Linked DNA regions of Homo sapiens: region 1 is linked to region 2. The links are chromatin loops, found by intact Hi-C in ENCODE. Cell type or tissue: PC-9. All regions are shown on one strand. Each heading gives the region's core, and the rest is flanking DNA. Links, peaks and the distances in the headings are about the cores only.

Region 1 (2,912 bases), core at 299-2,798, 54 kb after region 2:
TAAAACTAAATTTATTGTTAAGTGTGTGGAATATTGAGGGCAGTAGCTGGCTGTGTAAGTGAATCTATTTTAAATAAAGATAATTGTTTTTAAAAATAATATAGGCTCAGGTCTGTTTATTTTAGTGGCATTAGCGAAAGACATGACAGGAAAAAAAAAGATTTTAAATTATTGACTTAGATGGTAAATCCTTAAAATGAAGGAATAATTGATGCCCCTGTTTTTCTTTCTACAGTATGCCATGTGAAATTTTAGTCGCATTATTATTTGAGATGCTGGCACGGTCAGTTTTTTACTTGTTCAAACATTTGTGATTTGGTTTTAAAGAGAAACTTAAGTCCAAAAAAAAAGTAATACCAATGTTCTCACCAAAAGAGGGAGGAACTCTCTCTACTTTAATTCATAATACTTAATAGGGAATTTTCAAAAGCAAAAATACTGTCAGTTGCATTTTCACACTTGGGTGAGAATATCAGTTTGAAGAGGCCTGATTCTCACCCCACACATTGTTTCACAGAGAAGAAAACTCACATAAGGAGGCCAGCCAAATCCAGAGGCATCTGCATCTCAGCCCAGGGTTCTTTCCCATGGCATGGCCTCACCCTTGGGGTAAAGGTGATTATCATCATATATAAAATAATAACTACAATGAAACCGCACATTTATTGAGCACTTCATATTCTTCTGGCAGTGCTCCCAGGCATTCCTGGGTTAGCTTCTGTAACCCTCACAGTTTCCCAAAGACGTGGGTGCTCTGACTACCCCCACTTTACCTAAGGAGCTCGAGGTACAGAGGTTTCATAGCAGTCCAAGATCCCCCAGCCGGTGACTGAGCCAGAAACTTCACTGCAATCATGTACCGAAGCCCTATTTAATACATTAAGTGCTTACGGTAAAGTAACTGTGTTACTTCAATGTATTTTTAAAAGGTCCCCTAAGAGAGCTTTGTTATCAAGTAACTTTTTCTCTCGAGTGTAAGGAATTTCGGGGTGGAAGGATGATTAGAGGCGATTGGAGGACGATTAGAGGAGAAACTGTTTTGTTTCCTATTTCTAAATATCTGCCAGGTCACTGTTGGAAATACTTTTTAGAGTAAGAATTGTAAAATCCTAACCTTATCACTTGTAAAATATACAGGTCAGTTAAGCAAACTTTCACCCCTCAATGCAAACTTGGAAAAAAAAAAAAAAAGCAAAGAGACTTCGGAACGTCTATGAGGCTTTTGGAATTAAAAAATAATTCTTACAGCCGACTGCAGCCCTAGTCCTCAGAAGCCCGGGGCGCACCAGTCCCCAGGCCCACCAGGGCACTGCTGTCCGCCCAGCCCCAGGCCTCAGCCACCACTGTGAGGGCGAGGGGCCCCGGGGCCGCGATCTGCCCTCCTCTGGTCTCACACATGCCCTTGGTTTTGTATCCCAGGCCACGTGCGCCGGGGCAGCCGCTGACATTGGGATCTACAGGGTAGTGACATTACGGACGAGTCAGCAAACCGCGGATCTCGCCCATAGGGGGACACACCCCCAGTCCCAGCCGGCCTTGGGAAGTCTCTGACTTCTAGCGCCTAGCCCTCGAAAGCCGAGAACTGGAGAAGCAGGTTCCGGGAGCCTTAGCAGCCCGGGGCGCAGACACCCCCGTGGAGGCTGCAGTAACCTGGCGACTGGGACTTGGGAGTGTAGATGTGGGTTCCTTGCCGAGGCGTGGCAGGCGTGGCAAGTCCGCAGCCGTTGGACACACGTGCCCTTTTTCATAATCGGCAAAGCCTGCGCCCCGCCTGCTTGGCTGGTAGGAATTCGGCACAGACAGCCTGGAGTTCCAGAGCTCAAAATTTGGCCATGCATTCCCACTGTCAAACACCTCTCGCCTCTTTGCTCTAAAGGGTGAGTCCGAGGTGGCCAAGATGGCAAGGCGGTGACAGCAGCGCCATTATCGATGGCTTCTCTGTCCACTCTCACCTGTTCCTGGGGCCTTCGGCCTCAGGTTGCGCTGTCCCCTACGACCAGCGCCCAGGTGCTCGGCCATGCCAAGTTGTGGACTAGCCCGGCGCCTGGCTCAACTCCGCTCCCCTTCGGTCTCATCCGCGTGGCACTGGGGTCTCGGGGAGCTTTGCCGGGATTGCACCACTCACATTCCAGGCGCGTGAGCGCCAAGGGGGAGCAGAGACGGGATTCCCTCATCGCAGTGCTCCTAATCCCTGACTAGAGGGAGGAGGGATCGGCGCTATACCGGCATCTCAGTCCGCCTTCCCTCAGATTCTACCCTACCGTAAAATGGGCCACACTGGCGATTACACGTCCGCGTCCCCCCGCTCCCCGAAGCCATAGCCACCATCCTCAGCCTCGAGCTCTTTGTCCAGTTTGGGTTTTATTCCAACACCCAAAGACCCATGGAGAAAACTTGGGGGACAGGTGGAAAGAAGGTTCAGCGCTCGTTTCTTCAAAAGGCACTCCCGCAAAGCTTAGCTCTGGGCGCATTAGAAACTGCGTTGCAGAACACTCTGGGAGAAGTGAGTGTCGCCAGAATTCAGACACACAGGGGCATTTTTGGTGGAAACCACAGAAGCTCGTTTATAAGGGGCTGGAAGGGAAATGAAAGGAATGAGAAGAGTGAGTCAACAAGCCTTTAAAAGAAACCTGGGGTCTGTGGAAACAACAGTCAGAGAAACCCCAAGAGCGGGCGAGCTAAGTGGCGACGCCTCGCTGCGAGGCGTCCGCGGACGCTTCCGCACTAAGTGGGGGCGCACGCTGGCAAAGGACTGGGGAACAAGTTCTTTCCGCCTCGGATGCTTCAGACCCTGGATGGAGCCAGGCACTGGGAGTGCGCCCCCTAATCACCAGCCCGGCGCTGGCAAAGTGGAAACTGGGAAGAAAAAACATCGAAGTGTTTGACAGCACCTGTTGGACCTGGGCACGCAG
Region 2 (2,912 bases), core at 279-2,778:
GTTAGATGAATCCCTCAATGCCTGTGTTCCAAACAAGTCAGCATAGAACGCTGCCGGCCTCAGCTGTTCTGTAAAGTGAGAGTGGTCTAGCTCTTGGGGTTGCTGGATAACTGACAAATCCTGTCAAGCTCTCAGATAGAGGCTGCTGGAAGAAAGTGACCGAGTTCAATGCTTAGCTAGGCTGTCCTGGAGCTTTGCCTTTGGTGTTCACGGGAACACAAGCATAGCACACAGTAGTTCTACCTTCCCTACCACAGACCAGTGGTTCCCAGTGCAAAGGAGGGAAACTAAGGGTGCCAGGCAGCATTTCTCAAGACTCTCTTGCAAAAGACATGCCTTCTAACCACCCATTTTGGTTGAAGGGGAGATGAGAGAAAGGGAAATTTGGATGGAAAGTAGGTAAGAGAAGAGATGGGCCCATCATAGGCTTGTCCCTCATCATAGTGAACAATGGCTGGACCACCTTCTCTGACCTGAATTGAAACTGGTCCAGCCCTCCTGGACCACTGGAGGTGGTAGATAGCAGAAGGAAGTAGTCTGGGAGTGCTGTGTGCATAGCACGAGGGTTAAAGGACATTCTGCATTTGATGAACACTTTACAAATATAATACAGTACCTAGACTTTAAAAATAGAATATCGATTTTTGTTCAATTTCCTTTTAAATCATTAAAATAAGTGTACAATTTAGGGTCACAGCAGCAACTGCCATAAACCAAGTAGCCTCACAGCCTCCTCAGCACCAAACAGAGGGAGGTCTCTTTCTTACTGACAGAGACCCCAATTCCTGTTCTATAGTGGGCCTGTCTTCATGGAATTCTCACTTGGTCACTTGATGACGTATTTTAGCCTTGAGGAAAGTTAAGCTGAAAATCTGCGCCTTTATCCCAGTGGAACTCTGGGAAAATGCAAAGGGCAGGTGACTGACAGGAAGCACCACAGGGAGAGAGCTGGGGTCTTCATCTACAACTCTGTGCATAGTGGAAGCATCTCTGAACCCTCTGGCATACTTCTTGCTCCCCCGACTGAAGTTAGAACTTACTTAGGGTGGGATCTGACCTAAGTTTTCCAAATAACTGTCCCCATCGTGGACTCAGCTCTGAACTGGTAGCAATGCACTGGGCTGGCAAATTAACTTGGACCTTCCTGAGGTGTGGCTGCCTGCAGACTGTTTTCTCTCTCATGACCTAGAACAGACTGGATCATTAAACAAAAGCAGTCTTAGGAAGATCATTAGGTAGAGTTAGGGCCCTCATTCACCTCCTGTAATGACAGGGACAACAGAGGGTCACACAGCTGGCACACGGAATCCAGAGGCATAAGCACACCTCAGCAAGGAAAGCTGGTCTTGTTCATGGGAAGCAACAAGGAGATCTCTGTAGGCATCAGTTTTTGGAATTGGTGGGTATGGAGCACAAGTAAGTGAGAATGACTTTTGAAAATTCTCCCAAGGCTCATGCAGGGAATATGGTCATATGATATATTTGCCCTTTGGATGTGTCACACATGCGTCATATACAGATGCTTCTCGTCCCATCACCCTCTTGAAGGCTTAGTTGAGAAATGCACATACATAATGACACAATCGTTCCTGGCCTTCAGATGACCAAGTGAGTGATGTTTGTCCTAGGCCCTGATGATTCACCAGTGCCAGCCAGACATGCCTCTGAAAGGCTGGTGACCCAACCCCCACAAGACTGCTCGGGACACATGCAGGCCTCTCTTCCCTGAGGTCTGTGTCCTGTCAAGGCACGAAGTTGAGGTAGGCAAAGGCATAAACCAAAACCCAACAGGAGAAGGGCGGGAAGAGGAGCAGGATCAGGAGCAGGCATCCCACTCACCCTGCAACTGTGCCGGGCAGCAATACAAACAGGAAGAGGGGTGATCAGGTCAAACGGAGGTGGAGGCAGGGAAAGAGGAGGGGCCCAATTTCTGGCCTCATTACTTCTGATCGTCCAAAATCAGAAGGAGCATGTAATTCTAATTTCTCTGACTTCATGATACCCTCTTAAACTTGTCCTGAGAACTTCGGACAGCTTCCCTTGAACTTTTTGAGTCACCTAGAGATGTGTTTACAAAGAAGAGATGAACAAAAATACAGGTTTTTATATGGATGGCTTTTTTTTTTCATTTCTGCTTTATACCCTAAAATGAAACTTCCCTGTTTTTATTTAAGCAATTTCAAGGTGTGGTGAGGACTAAGCTAAGATCCAGAACCCCAACTCCAACAGTTTAATTTTGTCCAATTCTTAATTTAGAGTTTCCCAAGCTGTATTCCACAGAACAGTAGCCTTCCTTGAAATGTTAATGAATGGTTCTAGAAATAGAAGTATTTTGGTTAAGCAGGTTTACAAAATGCTAAATTAAACAAAGTCAAGCAGTTCTCTTCACTGCTGGGCAATAATTGTAATAGCCAACTTTTATTGAACACCTACTATATGCTAGGAGTTATGTAAACATAGCTTGAGTTCTGTTGCACCTTACAAAACATTCATAGATGGGTACTGTTATTATCCTATGACAGAGAGTCTGACCAACCTCCGAACAGGAAAAAGAGATCTTGGTCAGTGGATGGGGTCAAAACTCAAGAAAACGTTGAGTGGGCAAGTTTTTAAGAGTCTAAAGCTGGCTTGCCCAGTTATAACATTTATCCTATTGACACATTTGTTCAGCCAGCAAATATGATAAAACAGTTTTGTGCTCCAGTTTGTGTTTTTAATTGGCCAATACTTGGGTGGCTCTACAAGTGAGCATGTATGCTGTGAGAGACAAATGACACAAGACTAAGACTGACAATGTCCTTCAGTTGCTGTGACTGAGTTGACCTCCAACCCATCATCAGGGTGAGGGAGGAACAGAAACTGCACCTGGAGAGGGAATGAGAGGGCAGAAGATGGAAGAGAAAGGACAAAAC

Evidence for each region. Hi-C counts contacts between places; a loop is a spot of excess contacts. Peaks named below come from ENCODE experiments on the same cell type or tissue, not always from the same donor. Only the 100,000 strongest peaks of a DNase experiment are listed, where the experiment ranks them.
Region 1: a loop joins it to region 2, with 4 times the contacts of the local background. A loop is called at or near these places in 7 of 110 quality-filtered maps.

The regions. Positions count from the first base shown.
Region 1 is chr5:32,712,785-32,715,696 of GRCh38, reverse strand. All of the region lies in intron 1 of NPR3 (natriuretic peptide receptor 3), which reads right to left. Among named protein-coding and RNA genes, the nearest start is that of NPR3, 2.9 kb to the right of the region's middle. In PC-9, for the core only: no CTCF peak of the experiment used is centred there; a DNase peak (open chromatin) is centred at 1,606; H3K4me3 peaks cover 872 bases.
Region 2 is chr5:32,766,963-32,769,874 of GRCh38, reverse strand. All of the region lies in intron 3 of NPR3 (natriuretic peptide receptor 3), which reads right to left. Among named protein-coding and RNA genes, the nearest start is that of NPR3, 57 kb to the right of the region's middle. RefSeq lists an enhancer at 954-2,153. In PC-9, for the core only: no CTCF peak of the experiment used is centred there; a DNase peak (open chromatin) is centred at 1,574; H3K4me3 peaks cover 291 bases; H3K27ac peaks cover 1,648 bases.